2 separate regions of the Mus musculus genome follow, and region 2 is linked to region 1. The links are chromatin loops, found by intact Hi-C in ENCODE. Cell type or tissue: left cerebral cortex. All regions are shown on one strand. Each heading gives the region's core, and the rest is flanking DNA. Links, peaks and the distances in the headings are about the cores only. Region 1 overlaps Sh3tc1 (SH3 domain and tetratricopeptide repeats 1). Region 2 holds the start of Cpz (carboxypeptidase Z).

Region 1 (8,322 bases), core at 251-8,250:
CGTGAACCAGACTGTGGGAGATCAGGGCTTTGCTGCAGGATATGGAACTGAGCTTTGTGGCCCCTCCCTGCATTTCTCAGAGGGAGGCTGGACTTTTGCATCTGACACACCCTGGTATGCCTGCTGTCTTGACCTTGGACTACAGCCTGTGAGCTATAGGCAGTCCAGGAATGTGGGCCAACACAGACTCATAAATTTACTTAAACTGCGAGATTTTGGCTGGGATCAAAGGGTGTGCGACCAGGAGGGAGAAGCAGATGAGTCTCTGAGTTCAAGGCCAGCCTGGTCTAAAGAGAGAGTTCCAGGATGGCCAGGGCTACACAGAGAAACCCTGGAAAAAGAAATCAAACCGAACCGAACCAAAAGCCAGGAGATTTTAAGAAATTGATTATGCAGTGTTTCCCAGTATGATTTGTAAGACTTTGGAGATGACAACAATGTGTTCATACCTGCGGCTGTGTCTCTGTGGAAGCCATTGGGTCACATTTCTCAGCACTCCAGGCAGACAGGGAGGAGCCACCAGAAGTTGGTGCATTGCTCAGTCTCGTGAGTCAGCTTGTTCTTTGTCCACCTTCTAGGCACCACTGGGGACTGTGCCACCCTGAAGACAATGCCCGTTTAGTTCCTGTCCTCAATGTCCACCCACATTTGTTGAAAATGAAAGGTTCTCTCTGCATTTGCCCTGACTTTATAAAGGGAGTGTGGCTATGCCTCCTAGCTAAGCAGTACTTGATAAAGGGATGGCCCCTGTGCAGGCCATGACACCCAGCATCTCACAGGCCTGTGCAGGAATGATGGAAATGATCATGGAGGGCACTGGTAGTGACACTGGGCCATGGGCATCTCAGAGTGCCTACAGGGCTCTGCACCCTTGACATCTCTGAATCCCAAGGCACAACAAGGACAGATGATAGAGTAGTTATGAAGTTATAACCCTAACAGCCAGGACAGTGAGATAGGGCTCCGTAGGGTATGGAGGTACTGGGATATTCCCAGGGAAGAATAGCATGTCAGGGACCTCTCCAGGTCCGGTGTTTGAGGTCATGGGGTCCCCTGACCCCCCCTGGAGCCTGTGGGTGACAATCCTGGCCTTGCAGGCTTCACACACCACTGCCTGGAGAACCTGCTGGTAGACCAGACCTTCTGGCTGCTTTCCCCCAGTGAGGAGGAGGAGACTGCCATCCTCATGTATGTAAACAAGGATGCCTTGAAGCAGACACACAAGAACCTCCTCACACAGGAAGGTAGGCAGCAACCATGACCTTGGTTAAATCACACAGGGCTGGGGACACTGTGGGGGAACGGGAGTGTCTTGGGTGGGGGGAGATGTAGCATAAGATGCCCTCTATACACTGTCATTGGTTAAAAAAATGTTTATGGCTCCCCAAAAAGGTGAGATGTGAGGAGGAAGGTGAGAAAGAGTTTGTCTGCTATGCTCACACTTGCCTGAGATGTGAGATGTTGGCCCCATAGAGGAAGGGCCTTGAGTCCCCAGGAAGGACCCTCAGGGCTGCTTTACCTCCCTGGCATGGGTAGACACCCAGATGAGCTCCTTGATAACCGTCCAAGCACTAAGGAACATGGGAATCCCATGTCTATCTCTGAACAGTGCAGGTGGGGACTAAGGCCCAGAGAGAATCCTAGTCGGCCTCATAGCCTCAGTTGAACTGAGGCTGGACTTCCTTCGGGCCTTCAGACAAGGGTATCCTGGGAAGAAGAGGGTGGAGTGGGCTCCTGCATGGGGCTCTGTTCTCCTCACCATGAGTCTTGGGGCTGGGGCTGGCAGCTTTCCTGTTTAACAGAACCACGACTGTCCTGCGGGTCACTCTGATGACCATATCTGTCCTTTCAAAGGGTCCATCTTTGTTCTGTGTCCTGACCACCGAGTAAGAAGGACGATAGGACCCAAAGGTGCAGGGAAGGGTCCCCAGACCCTCAGACGGGCTTCGGGAGTCCCTCTGGGAGTGGCAATCCTGGAAACAGACTCCTCATCACCCACACCCAACATGTCCTCCAATGTGGAAGCAGCAGAGGCCGAACCAGAGCCCTTGACTCCATTTCACCAGTAGGTACCAAACTGGAGTCCTTATTCTGAGGCCCTGGGTGGTGCGGGACCTCATGGACCCTACTCCATCTGTAGATGCTGGGTGTCCAGAGAGACACATGACTCAGGCAGAGGACAGAGCCCTCTGGGCCCTCCTGCTGCTTCATGTAGTGTGGCTGGAAGTTCAATCAGGCATCTGACTGCTTGGAGGAGAAATGACGTCTCCGAGGCTCTACTGCCTAGGGGACGAGGGGAGAGTTGAACGTAGCACATGCTACTTGCCATGCTCACTCTGGAGGGTCACATTCAAGGCACAGACACAGAAATCTGCATGAAGGGAGACTGAAGGAAGTCAAGCCAGAGGTTAGAGGAGAGGGAACATGGGGACTCCTGTCCACGGCTGTGCAGGGAGTGCAAACTTGCTAGGAGCTTCCTGGCCACCAAAGCCAAAGGAGAAAGTTCACCTCTTAGGTAGCCATGCCTTTGAAGTGACAGCTGTGGCTGGAGGGCTCTCCTTGGAGAAAGGATGAAGCTTCTCCCCGGAACATTCCCTATGCACTGGGGCTAATGGCTGTTCCATCAGGGGATACAGTATGCTCTTTAGTGTAAGGATCTCCATAGAAGAGGGCCTGCAGTAATCAGTCAAGATTTCTGGAGAGGTTGGGTTCCAAGGCAGGGTCAGTTTGACCAGGCCACATAGCAGATGAGAATCCAGGAGACCCAGTGTTGAAATTCAGGCCTTTGTCTAGGCTGCAGGCCTTTACAATCTGTTGGCCTTGCCTGCTCCAGGAGAGTGGCAGGGCAAGTACTTTGGGGGTGGGGGGAGGGATCTGCAGGGCCCATGGTATCAGGTGTGGTACTACACACAGCAGCCTCAGGGCTGCACATCTGGGCAGGTATGTGGGAGGGGTGCGATTCATGTGTGTCCCCAAGGTGCGATTCATGTGTGTCACTCCTAAGCAGTCTGGAGGATATACTTGTCCCTCATCCAAGCCTCTACAGCATAGATCTCTTTTCCCTACTCTAGGTGGACTCTCAGGGTCCCATGGGATCCCATCGATGAATCCATGAGTGGACCTGGGACACCTGATGCCCAGCTCATGAGTGAGTGTCAGACTTCCCTCCTTGGGGGAGAGGCAGCTGAAGAAGGTAGCCGAGACTAGTATTCTGGAAGTTTCTGCACTTGTCCTGATTGTCCCCTAAGCCCAAAGAGGAAGCTAGCATCCCTTCTACAATACTCAGGATTACTTAAAGCTCAGAGAGGTTCGGGGCTCAACTAAATTGCCCAGCACCTGGGGAAATAGGCTGGGACTCTTCTCTCACCTCACAGACACAGGAATGTAGCATCTCAAGATACCTCATTGAGTCTGGCTCATTGGGAGACCTTAAGCTTGGCTGGCTGGCTAGACTCTGGTAGAATCTATGAGGTAGGATGGAGGATGGATAGGCTATCTGGCCCTGTCCTGGGCCTTCCCTGTGAGGAGCTGGTCCTGCAGCCTGCCTGTCAGCTCCTGGGGGCACAAGGAGAAGCAGATTTCTTTGTCCCTTTGGAGCCAACTGGTGTTTGGATGGTCCCTGTGTCCGCTAAGTATACACAGGGCCCTGTGGGTGATGGGAGAGCCTAAGATCTAAGGTGCATGAGGCAGAGATCTGTGCCTGGAGGTTGGTGGCCCAGGACAGAGTTCACCAGTGTCTCAGCCTCAGTGGCCCATATGGTATGAGGATCAAACTGCCCTTCTGAGGACCAGCAACCTCCAGAGTCAGGCTTCATTTCACATACCTCTGGCCATGCAGAGACACCAGCATGAGTCTGAGGCTACCCTCTGTGCCTACAGGGCCTCAGCTCTAACCACATAACCTTCTTTCTGCAGGGTTTGGCCTGGCCTCTGCGATAGCTGACTTCCAGGGCTCAGGCCCCGAAGAGATGTCCTTCAGCGTTGGTGATGTCATCGAGATCCTCGGTGCCCAGGTGCCTGGCCTGCCCTGGTGTGTGGGCCGGCACATGGCCTCTGGCCAGGTGGGCTTTGTGAGGACTGGCCTCGTCAGCATGCAGGGCCCGGCATCTGAGTGAGTGGCAGAGGCCCCTTTCCTGAACCCCACACTGCTCCTGCGGGGATCCTGCCACCCTCTGTTAGCCTCTCAGGAACCACCAGCGCGCTGTCCTGGGCAGCTCCTTCCTTCTCCACTGGGCCTGGCTCAGCCTTTCCAGGATGCCACCAGAGGGCACTGTGTGACTGTATAGTGTGCTTATCCGCAGTGTCAGCTCTACAGCTTTGGTGAAAAGGGTCACATGCTAGGTATAGCCTCCAAGGCAGGAGCCTGGGGCTGAGGTAGAGCAGCTGAGCTGCTGTGGTGTGTGGCGTGCCCCTTCCTGTCAAGACTCACTCCCCCTGGCCTGCTCCTCCCTGCCTTCTGCTGAATCCTGCAAGTTCCTGCTGGCTCCTCACCCTTGTCTGTCTCCTGTGAGACACTTGCTGTCCTACTGTGCATCCCACCAGCTCCCATCTGCCTGACCTTAGCTAGTCACAGCCACAGGGACCCAATTTCCAAAACTAGTTGCCTTCCAGTTCCCGGGAGACAGGCATTTTGAAGGTTCTCCGTGTTTACCCTTCAGTATAAAGCCCTGCGAAGCCTCTGGACCCGGTCTCCATGGCCTCCGGTTTCACTTGCCATCAGCCCCCCAAGGCTAGATGCAAGGCAGCTCACCCTTTCTCCGCTCTGAACAGATGCGGGTGACTCCACTGTTATCAGGTTCTTTGGGGGGGGGGCCTGCCAGCCTATAATCCCACCTATAATCACCAGTCCCTGTCCCTGTCCTATCCCCCAGAGAACCCTGTCTGCACCTGCTCCAGGTGAGGGGACTTCCAGGGGAGTGCTCCAGTCCTTTCTGGGCTAACTCTGTACAGATTTGAGCAATGGTGGGTGGCGAGTGTTTGGGGAGTGGACAGTGAGTCTAGCTGAGGCCACCCTTGGTCAGCTCATGGTTTCCTTTGACAGGACCTCAGTCAAGGAGCCTGGAGAGACAGGTGTATGCTCTCTGCTTCTGTCCCCTCTATAGCCATGCCTTCCTCAAACTGGGTTTGCTGGGGACTGGATGCCATATGCAACTCTCAGATGCAGTTTCTAAGGCAGCAGCCATCACTGAGTCCATTTCCTTCTGTACCCTGATTTAAAGCATCCTATCATCTGTCACTTAGACCAGGAGGACACTGGCAGGACCTGTGTGCTGATCAAACTTAGAGCAGCATTTCCTGGTACTCTATCAAAATGTCAGTGTGCACACAGGATGGGGGCACAGTCTGTCTACACGCCTTTTGGGACACCTCCACAGACTCTCCACTCAGCTCCAGTGACAGAATTCTGGGCTCTCCTGTATTGCACAGTGTCACGTCATGGTGACCTCATTAACTCAGCTGTTTCTTGAGAACAGCTGAGTGGCTCGTGACTTATGTCTCAAGGTCTCTCATTACAGAGATAGCACAGCTCTAAGGAGAATGTTTACTCTGTTGCTGGGCCTTTTGACAGATGTGGGGGTCCTTGTGGCTTCAACAGTTCCAAACTTAACAGAAGTCAGGGTTGGAAGAGCACGGATCTGGTCCGTTCTTCCCTGTCTCCCTAGAGTGTTAGAGGTGTTGACATCATCTTTCACAGCAAGGGACTGTACCTACTTCTCTGTCATTCCAGTATTTCTGGTGTCTCTCCTGCCCTGAACCTGGAAGCTTCCAGCTTGGTAACAGCCCAGAGGTTCCTCTCCTGTCTTGATGCGATCTCGGATTTACAGAACAAGAAGAACACAGCCACAACCTGTCCCTTACCTGCTGGTGGCTGAGAACGGTTTCTCACCTTGGTTGCTTTCTCTTCTTTTTCTCTCTTCCTTGTGCTTGTCCTCCGAGCCTTTGAGGATAAGTTATACAAGTTAAGGCCCTTTGCCCCATTGAAGAACTGCCTCTTGAAGCCAGGATCTCAAGTATAACCACAGGACAGGTATCAAAAACCAAGACACCTTGCCACCACGATGTTCACAAGCAAAGATGATTCCAGCACGCATGTCACACTCACTGTGTCACCCGTTCCACCCTAGCAGCCTTCAGTCACCTTTTCCTCTCTTCTGTTTCTGAAGCAGAGGCTCGCTGGGTAGAGACCGGAAACTGCGCTGTGTTTTCTTTGAAGCTTATTAGTTTCACAGTGTCCTGCTGACTTACTCATACAGGCAAAATCGCCTCCTTCCTCTGTCTTCTTCCTTTTGTGCCTCTGACCTTTCCCTGTTTCCTTTGCCTGACTTCATGGCCACATGAGCCCTGTCCTTGTGTTGGGTACTGTGAGAAGGATGGTGGTTTCACAGGGGAGAGTTCAAGTGGGCTTTGAGAATCTGCCTGGCACTCAACCTTCCCAGGATCTTTATAATCTAAATATTTCTATCTCTATCTCTCTACATCCATATATATAGAGAAAGGTCATTTTTTTCATGTGTACGAGTGTTTTGCCTGCCTATGTGTCTTTCTGTACACACATGGATGCTTCATGCCTGCGGAGGACAGAAGAGGGTATGGAATCCCCTGGACTCAAGTTGTAGATGGTTGTGTTTGGAAAACAGACTCAGTCCTCTATGACAGTAACAAGTACTCTTAACTTCTGAGCTCTCCCTCAGGCCCGTTTACAGGCTTTCTTATTCTGGGCTCAGCAAAGGTCCCCTCAAGGGCAGGTTTTGTTTCTGTTTAGTGTCTTCATTGAGGTTGAGTGGGGCCAGCAGTCTGATGGGGGAGAAGATCCAGATCTGACTGTGAAATTTTGTCAAAAAAGACAAAACCACAAGTTGAGCTGTGGAGATAATTGGCTGCTGATTAAGATCCCTGAATCAGAAGTCTCTCCATCCTATGATAGAGAATACAGCTCCCAGGGGGCCGTGGCCTCCGTGAGATAGCAAGGAAATGCAATGGAACGAGCCACCTGGCTCACACAGGAGGGAGACTCAGCTGGCCTGTGGCTCTGTTCCAAAGTCCTGGAAGGACACTAAACTTGGTTAACCTAAAGATGACTTTCTTGGCCCAACTCCATCTGCCCACTCACACTGGGCCTCCTGGGCTTTGAGAAAATTTGTTCTTCTAAATAAGGTGGTTTGCTTTTTATCTTCCTAGCCTGGAAAGTGCCATTTTCCTCAGTGAGGAAGAAAGGTCATTCTTCAGAAGTGAGGGCCACTTCTCAGACGAAGATGCCCGGCGGCTCCTGAGCAGGACATCTGGCACAGATGTGTGCACCACATGCAGCCTGGGTAGGTACAGGGAGTGTGGCACCTCTGGTCTCTCTGTAAGCTGTGGAGACAAGATTGTGCTGCTAAGTCATTTTAACCTAGAGTCTTCCCCCGGGCAGATTCCTGGAAGAGCAGAAACTGGCATAAAGGGTGTGGGCCAAATGTTTTGCAAATGGGTGGAGCCCAATAGTCTGGTCAAGGCCACACATGACTGTCAGACTCTGCCCTCCCTGCCCGAGCTGGGTTGATGTACTATTGCCTTAGTCCCAAGAGAGCTGGACGTGGGCTGGATACTTCTGGCTCTTTCTGAACTCCCTAGGGACCCTCTCTTCCCCTCCCTTTCCAACTATGCAGCCTCCCTCAGGCCATCCTCCAAAGAAGCAGTGAAAGCCACACTAGGGATCAGGGCAAGGCAACCCTGTGTCCTCAGGGTTGGGTACAGACAACAACCTGGCTTAGAATCCAAAGACGGCAGGGACTGGTGACACAAGGAAGTAGTCCTGAGGCTCTGGGTGTTGAAGGAGCCTATGTCCTGTCATCAAGCACCAGATGCAGACACACTGGGCCCTTAGCTTCTGTGGACAGGAAAATGTGGGGCCCCATTATGATCTGACAGCACCTTTACCAGCACTGAGGCTGGTCCTCTGCCTGTGCTGGTCAGACTCACTTCTCCAGCTCAGGCAGAACTGGCTTCATGACTGTTGGTTGGCCTGGGCACTTGACCTCTAGAATTCCAGGACCTAGAACTTCCAAAGGTGGTGCCCTTCCTCTTCTGCACGTTGTTGTCATGCATGTCTTCTTCAGTGCTTTTCCTCATTTGGTAGCTATGGCAACCCAGCAGGCAGTTAGTGCTCACCCAAGTAAGTGGGAATGAGGGTTCAAGTGCCACCCTGGGTGACAAGCAACCTACAAAAGGAGCTCAAGCCGGTTTGTTCTGCTGCTTGGCGTCTGTGCCTGTGCTCGCTGTGAAGCTGACAATGATCACAGGCACCCCCAGTAGGCGTGGGGGCGGGGGAAGGGGCACCCGAGG
Region 2 (8,322 bases), core at 290-8,289, 190 kb after region 1:
TGCTTGGTACCTACCCTGATATGAGTACCCTGGAAGCCACACATCCAGCATCATCAGGGGCCAGGGAGTGACACACCCCACCTGTGTGCTCCTACTCCCTGCTGTGTCCATCACTTTAAGGCAGTGGAGAGTGCCCAGGCTGGCCAAGCTTGGGGGAGGGGAAGGGGTGTCCATTCATAGCTGGGAGGACAGTGGCTATGCTCCTGTGGAGCCTCTCTTCCTGCTCCAGGCTTTGAGGCTTGTGTAGACACCCTCGAGCTTCCCCTGCTGGTCACCTAGCTCAATCCTGGCCGTGCAGAAGCTGCTCTGTCCTGAGGCCTCTGTTGTGCCTGGCTGCCTGCTCTGGTCTAGAGCTTCAGTCAGATGGAGAGGATGCAGTCCCTTCTCCATTGGGAAAGTGTAACCCTGTCTGTGTCTTCCTCTTGAAGAATAGCTTAATAGGGGGACTGCATTGTCTTGGCTGATGAGCCAGAGGTTGGGTTAGAAGGGAGATCTTGGTGCCAGGACATCTGGGGTCTGGAGGGTGATGATGGTAGCTCTGTGGAGCCTATTTTATCAAGTCGGAAGGGCTGTGGTCTCTAAGCTGCATGGGTTCCTATGTACTGCTGAGGATGAAGACCAAGCCCCCACCGAGGGCTGCACAGCCAGGTCCCACAGCTGCATGCTTTTGTGCGTGAGACTCAAACCTGCTGGCAGAAGGGGATAGCAGCAGACCCGCAGTTCCCACAGCCTGCCCACTGCCAGCTGGACTCAGAGATGAGGGCCTTAGCCAGGAGCCCCTCCAAAGGGAAGGTCAAAGGTAGGAGCTTGGGAGGCTAGTGGGCAGACATAAGTTGCCGCAGACCCTCAGGGTCCCTTTGTCTGCGTGGAATGGGTCTCTGGGCAAAGCATCGGTAGAGTGACAGACAGACCAACATGAGAGATTGTGTAGAATCTGAATGTATTCTCACAAAGTGAACATCAGTCTTATATAGTACAGAAAATACAAGGGGTCAGAAGTCACAGCAGGCAAGGTACATTGAAGTTACCTGATACAAAACAAAGGAATGACTACAAAGGGACTTACAGGAACCAGGTAAATGTTTACAGTAAAGATAAAGCAGTCCTGCCTAGGGTCGCTTAGTGACAGGTAAGGATTTCACATTCTAGTGTTATACCTTTGAACCTTGTGAAGGCTAGCACCAGGGGGTACTGCTCTTGGCAGACCTCAAGAATAATGCAATATCACAACCCCCCTAATTCCTAGGCCTTGCTAAATTCTTATATGAGTGTAACTTTTAAGTAACTGGAGAATCTTCATTTGTCAGGAGAATTCACCAACTTGCTTCTAATATGCAATGTAGCCTGTACTAAAGATTTCTATCTCAGTGGGATTCCCTGGCTCTTTTATGGTTAAAAGAGAACTCATAGTTCCATACACCAGACTAACGCGGGAATAGAGTATGAGTATGTGGGTAAATGATAACACCAAAACTCCAGGAGGTGAGTTTCTATGAAACTCTTTGCCTCATGAGTGGCTTTAGGCTTCTCAGCCTGTCAAGCGGACTGGACTGGAGGGTGTGACAATAAGTGCCCTTGCAAGGGAAAAGCTGAGCTGAGGTGGGTATGGCCCTGCTACCTTGAAGGGCTCTGACTTGAAGAGCTATGGAAGTGGACTGTGCACCCTGTGAGTAGGAGGATCTCATTCAGTGACAGACTATAACCTTTCACCCAAGGCTAAGTGGCTTGTCCACAGCCTCCAGCTATCCAGGACAGTTGATAAAGGATGCCCATGAAGGCATATGGCCCCAAATGTCATCTGGGCCAAATACTTCTACTAAGTGCTACCTTGGTGTCCCACAGGTATTGTCCCCAAGCTTGTGACATGTGCACACTGACTGGACCATAGCAGTGGGGCAGTGAGAAGGGGCTGGCAGGCAGATTTGCACAGAGCTAGACATCTGTGTCAGGGTCTGTCCTGCACCAAATGGTAAGGCCTAGAAGGAGAGCACACAGAGCTCCTGGCCATCTTTCCTTGGGTGCTGGCAGCCTTAGCGATCTACCCAGTGAGTTCTAAGTGGGGGAAGGCGAGGGCTGGGGACCAGCTGTATAGGAGTCTCTAGAGTTTGGTCACCAGTGGGCTGTTGCCTCCCCACCTCATGACATTGCCTTCAGGCCACCTTCTGGGGTAGATGCACAATCCTTCAGGAAGGTCCTCTGAGCTAGGTCCCTGCTGGGTCCTGCAAGTGGTGGAATCAAAGTTCGGGGGACTTTTCTGGAACACAGCCCCACACAGAGGATCAGAGCACTGACAGCATCAAGGCAGGGGTGCGATGGTACCAGCACCTTGGCTCCACACGCAGCTTCCCTGGGAGAGAATCCACACAGGGGACAGGCATGAGAGACCCAGTCAACCTCATTTAGCTGGCTCTGACCAAGGCCTGGCTCACTTCCAGCTGGGGTCAGCTCTGGGCCAGGACCCATCTCTACTTCTGATGCTGTCTCCACCCGCCCACAAATCAAAGTCTTTAGGCCAAATCAGCAAGCATTTGACGACTAGCTCCCCAGAGCCTCCCATAAGAGGGCAAGTCCCTTTCTTTAGGAGGCGGAGTTCCTGGAGGGTTAGGGGGCAGGTTGGCTTTTATCTGCCTTTCCTCCTCCTCCCCGTTAGAATCCCTTCTCCAGTGTCTGGCGCTGCCGGTTGTAACCCGACTCCTGAGCCCGCTCCTCACCCCTCCCCCCCTCCTCAGCCGAAGGGCCCAGCAGCGCCTCTCGCGCTCCCCGAGTGCCACATCACTGCGCCCTCCCGCGCATCCGTGCATCTGTGCCCACCATGCCGACAATGCCGCTGCTGCTGGCCGCGCTGGCTGCGCTGGCCGTGCTGGCCCTTGCCGCGCGCCCCAGCCCCAGCTGCTCGCCTGGACCCGACCCCTCCGGTAGGGTCCCAGCCGCCCCTGTGGGTAGATTTAGATACCCCTTTCTCCAGCCACCTGGGAACTTTTCTCTCCTTGTAGGTCGCATTCTGTCACCTGGGTAGAATATCCTGAAGGTGCCACATTGAGACCTTAGCCAGTACAGAAAACTTTGCTGGGGCACTGAGCTGTCTCAGCATCTGAGCCAGAGACCCCGGGGGAGACGGTTCGGCTGCAGGCATCCAGCACCGCCACGGCAGAGCAGGCACCTGGCCTGGTGGGATCCGAAAGTAGGTCAGAGTGAGCAGGTGCCAGGACTTCAGGACAAGGCGGTCTGAGTCCCCTGTCCTTCCAGGAATGGGTAGGTGCTGGCCACAGCAGACTCCTGACTTCAAAACTCCTGGCTGCAATGAGGATAACTTTTTATTTCCGGAAGTAGCCCTGAGAAGGGTGGAATGTTTCGGCAGGGATAGGACAGGGAGAAGGAGGGACACCCAGGGATCACAACGGAGGGTCCTGAGGATGGGTTTGGAGTTCTGGACTCCGTTCTGGTGCCTCTGCCCCTCCAGAAGTTGGGCTCCAGTTTCCCTCTTATTTGGTTGGGGATACATTTAGTTCACATCCTTTATGTCTTTATCAACAACAGCCACCTGAGTCTAGTCGGAGCCCCTAGGGTCTTTGGAGCCCATGGTATCAGCTGTAGAATTTTAAGAGCTAAGATTTGTGGTCACCTGAGAGGCTGTCTGCTCCAGCTACACAATGCCTCTTTTCTTTGCCCTCAGCCTGGGGCTTCCTCCCTACCCTTGGCCTCCCCCAGCCCTCTATCCATCCTCCTGTAGGATAGACAAGTAAAATACAGGTCAGTGGGCAAGTGTGTACATGTGCAAGCATGTTTGGGCCTGTGTGCAGAGCATGGCTGTGGAGCGCTGCTAGAACTTTCAGTGGAGGGCCTTTCTCTGAACCTTTGGTATCCCAGAAAATGCATAGATTCAAAACCTGCTACAGGAAGCCTTTCCTGGCCTGCTCCGCACCAGGAGTACTAGCCCCAGCCCAAGGCTGCCTTACAGACACCCATTTCCTCACTGAGACAGGACACGCAGGTGAGCTCTGTCCCTGCCTGGGCTGAGAACCACGACACATCAGGGAATATTTCTGGAGGGAGGGACAACTTTGGGTCCAGTCTTCCTCTATAGGCACATGCATGGAAGTTTAGAAGGCTTTCAGATCTGGAAATTTCTGGGTCAGCCCGGCAACTTCCACCCAGGCTGCACGTCTAAAGGTGGCCACACACCCCACCTTCTCCCTATCTCTATGTCCCAGGGGCTTGGAGCAAGCCTGGTGGACACCTCTCAGCTCAGTCGTTTCACTGATGGAGGACTCTTCATTGAGCCTGAGTCTGGGTTCACAGCCTGAGTCCTTTACTCTGCCGTGATTGGGGGCAGGCATCCTGCTCTATCCCAGGGCGCTCTGACCACTCTGCCGGGCAGTTGAAAAGGGAATGCTGGACTAAGAGCAGCTTCTGTCCCTGCCTTGAAGAAATGCTGCCACCTTGTGGGTGATGTTGGTAAGCCATGTGGACCGCTAAGAAGGAAAGAGAATAATAATGTAAAAAAATCCAATTATCTGAAAGATTACCTCAATATTTCCTCATTGGCATACAATTATGACTGGAATATGATCTAGGTTGCTTTCTATTGCTGTTGTAAGTCACCTCAACCAAAAGCAACTTGGGGTCTGTTTGGCTTACACCTCCTGAGGGACATTAAGGCAGAAACCTAGAGTCAGGAGCTGATGCAGAGACCACAGAGGCATGCTGCTTACTGGCTGGCTTCCCATGGCTTCCTTAGCTTATTGCTTACACACGCCAGGCCCACTCGCCTAGGGTGGCACCGTCCCCAGTTGCCAAACCCTCCACATCAATCATTGACTAAGAAAATCGTCACATTGCCTACGGGCAATCTGATGGGGGCCATCCCTCCCTCAGTTGAGGTTCTCTCTCCCCAGCTTGGGTAAACTTGATCAACAAAACAAAACATGATATCACAGAACAAGTCGCCTTCTTTTAAAACCACTAAGTCTGAATTTTATTGTGGATCTTTCCACTTACAGTGGCGGCTGGTTTCTACTTTCTGGTCTTGGGCCCTGGACACCCACATTCAGTGTGTGGCTATCAGACAGGATGGAGTGGCTTTAGAGTCTGCAGCAGGCTCTATATATTCTAAGGAGCTGTAGGTTCAGGCATCTGGAGTTTTTCAGGATGTGTTGTGGGCGGCAGGAGGTGAGCGGGCAGTGGTGATGAGCCACAGTGTCTATGGCTATGACACAACGATGGCAAGATGGAGCGCCTTTGAGTAAGTAGCTCCATCCTTTGCTCTGTGCATGAACATCAAAGGCCTGGAGAGACTCGCCCAGCTGGGGGAGGTGCTGTTTCATTCTTTAGATGGCTGTGTAATCCCTTAGGCACATGGCCTTACTCTGGGTCCCTCCTCTGTCCCACTTCAACTTTACCATAACCAGAAGAGATCTCAAATTCTGAGCTGCTAATGGATCTCCCTTAGGGATAGGGTCTTTGATGCTGACCTATACCTGATGGTGAGCACTTTTAGAGGTAAAGTGGGGTACCAGGCACAGATTGGAGCGAGGCAGTCATAAGTCACGGACACTAGGAGACTTTGGAGCTAGACAAGGCAAGGAGTCCTCTGTGGCCCCTTAGCAGTTGCACGCTGGTCACACTTGGCTCTGACTGCAGCATCCAGAGCTTTGGTGGGGTGAATTTCCACTGCTGTAACCCACTTAATCTGGGGTGTTTTGTCATGGCAGCTCTAGCAGACGGGTCTGCCATCTTTGGTATGGTGGAGGCCTGGAAGTAGGTGGGGGTTAGCTTGGTGGTTGCCTGCCCCTGGCCACCCCTTTGAGCCCCGATCAAGTGCTGTTGCCTAAGAGGTCACCTCCTTCTACACGCTGTGTGCCCAAGCTATGTCATACTGACACACCCATGAGTTACCTCATCTTCCCCTCAGCTGCCCTACCAGACAGCACTACTGTTTCTCCTCAGTGTTCAACAAGGAAACAGCATGGGGCACGTTAATCTCTGAATGTGTTTCCTCACCTGTGAGCCAGAGAGAATGGACTGGTGATGAAGCCATCAGGTTCTCTTTCCTGATCCCTGAACTGTGGTCCAATCTCAGGGCTGGGGTCCTCGGTGGCTTTGCAGAACAGCTTGGGTACAGCCAGCACCTGGTGGCCTTGCCTTAAGTCTGCCTGCAGGTGGCAGAGGACTCAGGGTCAAGTTCAAGTTGATTTTTCTACTTATCCCTCATCACGGTCTCACTGAACACCCAGGCTCCTACAGAGTGAGCCTTGCTATGCACTGTGCGAGCCTGGAGCTGCAGGAGCAAGGGTGGAGCAGTGTGTGTGACTGAAAGCATCCTCCTAAGCTGACTGGGTTCCTTCCAGCATCCACCTTGGTCCAAAGTCAATGTAGAGCAAGCAGCAGCCAGACTGTGAGTCCTGGGGGTGGAATCTCTGGATGCAATGTTTCACAGGGCCCTGTACAGGGTGGAAGTCACACCAGGTCCCTCACGGGATCCCTCCTCACGTCCTGACATTGTAGATCGCTTTGCTTCACTGACCGCAGATGATGCTACCCTGCTCTGGGCAGAGGTCGGGTCAGTTTCTCTTCACTGTTCTTGACAGTGTTGACATCCTGTGTCCTCCTGCTGTGGGCCGTGAGAGCACATGTCAGGGACACTTAGAACCACAGAGTTTAGCAGCCTTCTGAGCTGGGCCAGCCAGGTGCTTCGAGATCCCTGCATGAGGAAGGTAGGGCCTTGAGCCATGTGTATGTGCGGCAGGGGGCTTGACCCCCCCCCTTTTGCTTGCTTGTGCTCAATCCACACATGTTGTAGTGGGTTTGTTTTTAGGGGTAGGCACCTGCAGACTTTTATATTGGGGATAAAGGCTGTGGTCCTCCCCAGGGGTACCTGCTAAGGACATTCACAAGACAACCTGTTTTGTTAGTTTGGCCTGAAGCAGGGACAGTGAAAACAGATATTGCTAACTGTGGGATGGTGTCCTTAGGCTACATCGTTGTTAGATGTGGGTCATCTTCTAGAACTTTCATACTATATTCCTAAAGTGATTACTATAAGCCTCATATAAAAACCCATAAGAATAGAAAAGTGAGACTCATCCAGGCTCCCGCTGTGTGGGTGGGTGAACCCGGAGCCACCCGGGCCAGAGGCTGGGCTCCTCTGTTATCCACTGCACTGACTCATGACCTGGGCTCTTTACAGCATAGTGAGGAGGAGGAGGGAGAGGAGGAGGAGAGGGAGGAAGAAGAGGAGCAGCAGGAGGAAGAGGAACAGGAGGAGGAGAAGGAGGGGAGGGAGGGGAAGGAGGAAGGGAGAGAGGAGAAGGAGAGGGAGGAGGGGAGGGAGGAGAAGGAGAGGGAGGAGGAGAGGGAGGAGAAGGAGAGGGAGGAAGGGAGGGAGGAGAAGGAGAGGGAGGAGGAGAGGGAGGAGAAGGAGAGGGAGGAGGGGAGGGAGGAGAAGGAGAGGGAGGAGGAGAGGGAGGAGAAGGAGAGGGAGGAAGGGAGGGAGGAGAAGGAGAGGGAGGAGGAGAGGGAGGAGAAGGAGAGGGAGGAGGGGAGGGAGGAGAAGGAGAGGGAGGAGGAGAGGGAGGAGAAGGAGAGGGAGGAAGGGAGGGAGGAGAAGGAGAGGGAGGAGGAGGAAGAAAAGGAGGAGGAGCAAGAGGAGGAGGAGCAGGAGGAGGAAGAGAGGGAGAAAGAGAGGGAGGAGAAGGAGAGGGAGAAGGAGAGGGAGGAGGGGAGGGAGGAGGAGCAGGAGCAGGAGGAAGAGAAGGAGGAGGAGGAGCAAGAGGAGGAGGAGCAGGAGGAGGAGGAGAGGGAAGAAGAGAAGGAGGAGGAAGAGGAAAGGGAGGAGGAAGAGGAGGAGGAGGAGAGGATGTCCTGGAGTACCAGGGGCTTCTTGTGGCCTGAGTACACACCAAGATCTACACCATAAAAGAGTCTGTGTGACTCCCTGATAGCTGAGAGGGTAGAAACTGGGCATGCCGTGCACTCCTGTAGTCCCAGCATGTGAGAGAGAGGAGGAAGGTAAGGAGTTGAAGATCATCTGCAGCTACACGGGGCATACAAGATCACCTGGGCTACAAGGGACCCTGTCTCAAACCACCAAAACCAACTCCCTATCTCAAAGATATTAAAAACCTCAGCTACCCTCTGAATGCCGCAAGGGTATGGTGTCTCAAATGCTGCCTGTCTCACAAGAACCTGGGAGTAGGATCCCAAATTGAGGCAGCCTTGCACATTGTAGGTATACTGTGCACAGTGGGTTTTGGTAACCAGGGTGGGGCCGAGTCTTTGCTGCTTTCTCTCTAGGTAGCAGGCATAGGTGGCTCACTCCTATGT

What was found. A loop is a pair of places that touch in the nucleus more often than their neighbours do. Peaks named below come from ENCODE experiments on the same cell type or tissue, not always from the same donor. Only the 100,000 strongest peaks of a DNase experiment are listed, where the experiment ranks them.
Region 2: a loop joins it to region 1, with 10 times the contacts of the local background. A loop is called at or near these places in 10 of 42 quality-filtered maps.

Annotation. Positions count from the first base shown.
Region 1 is chr5:35,709,852-35,718,173 of GRCm38, reverse strand. It overlaps Sh3tc1 (SH3 domain and tetratricopeptide repeats 1), which reads left to right. Exons shown (of 18, transcript NM_194344.2): 6 at 1,098-1,244; 7 at 1,855-2,065; 8 at 3,072-3,148; 9 at 3,916-4,111; 10 at 7,180-7,313. Among named protein-coding and RNA genes, the nearest start is that of Gm31888, 6.2 kb to the left of the region's middle. In left cerebral cortex, for the core only: a CTCF peak has its summit at 4,264 (motif pointing right); DNase peaks (open chromatin) are centred at 3,990 and 4,273.
Region 2 is chr5:35,520,026-35,528,347 of GRCm38, reverse strand. Cpz (carboxypeptidase Z) reads left to right here and starts at 2,722. Exons shown (of 11, transcript NM_153107.2): 1 at 2,722-2,915. The coding sequence starts at 2,813. In left cerebral cortex, for the core only: a CTCF peak has its summit at 4,452 (motif pointing left); a DNase peak (open chromatin) is centred at 4,440.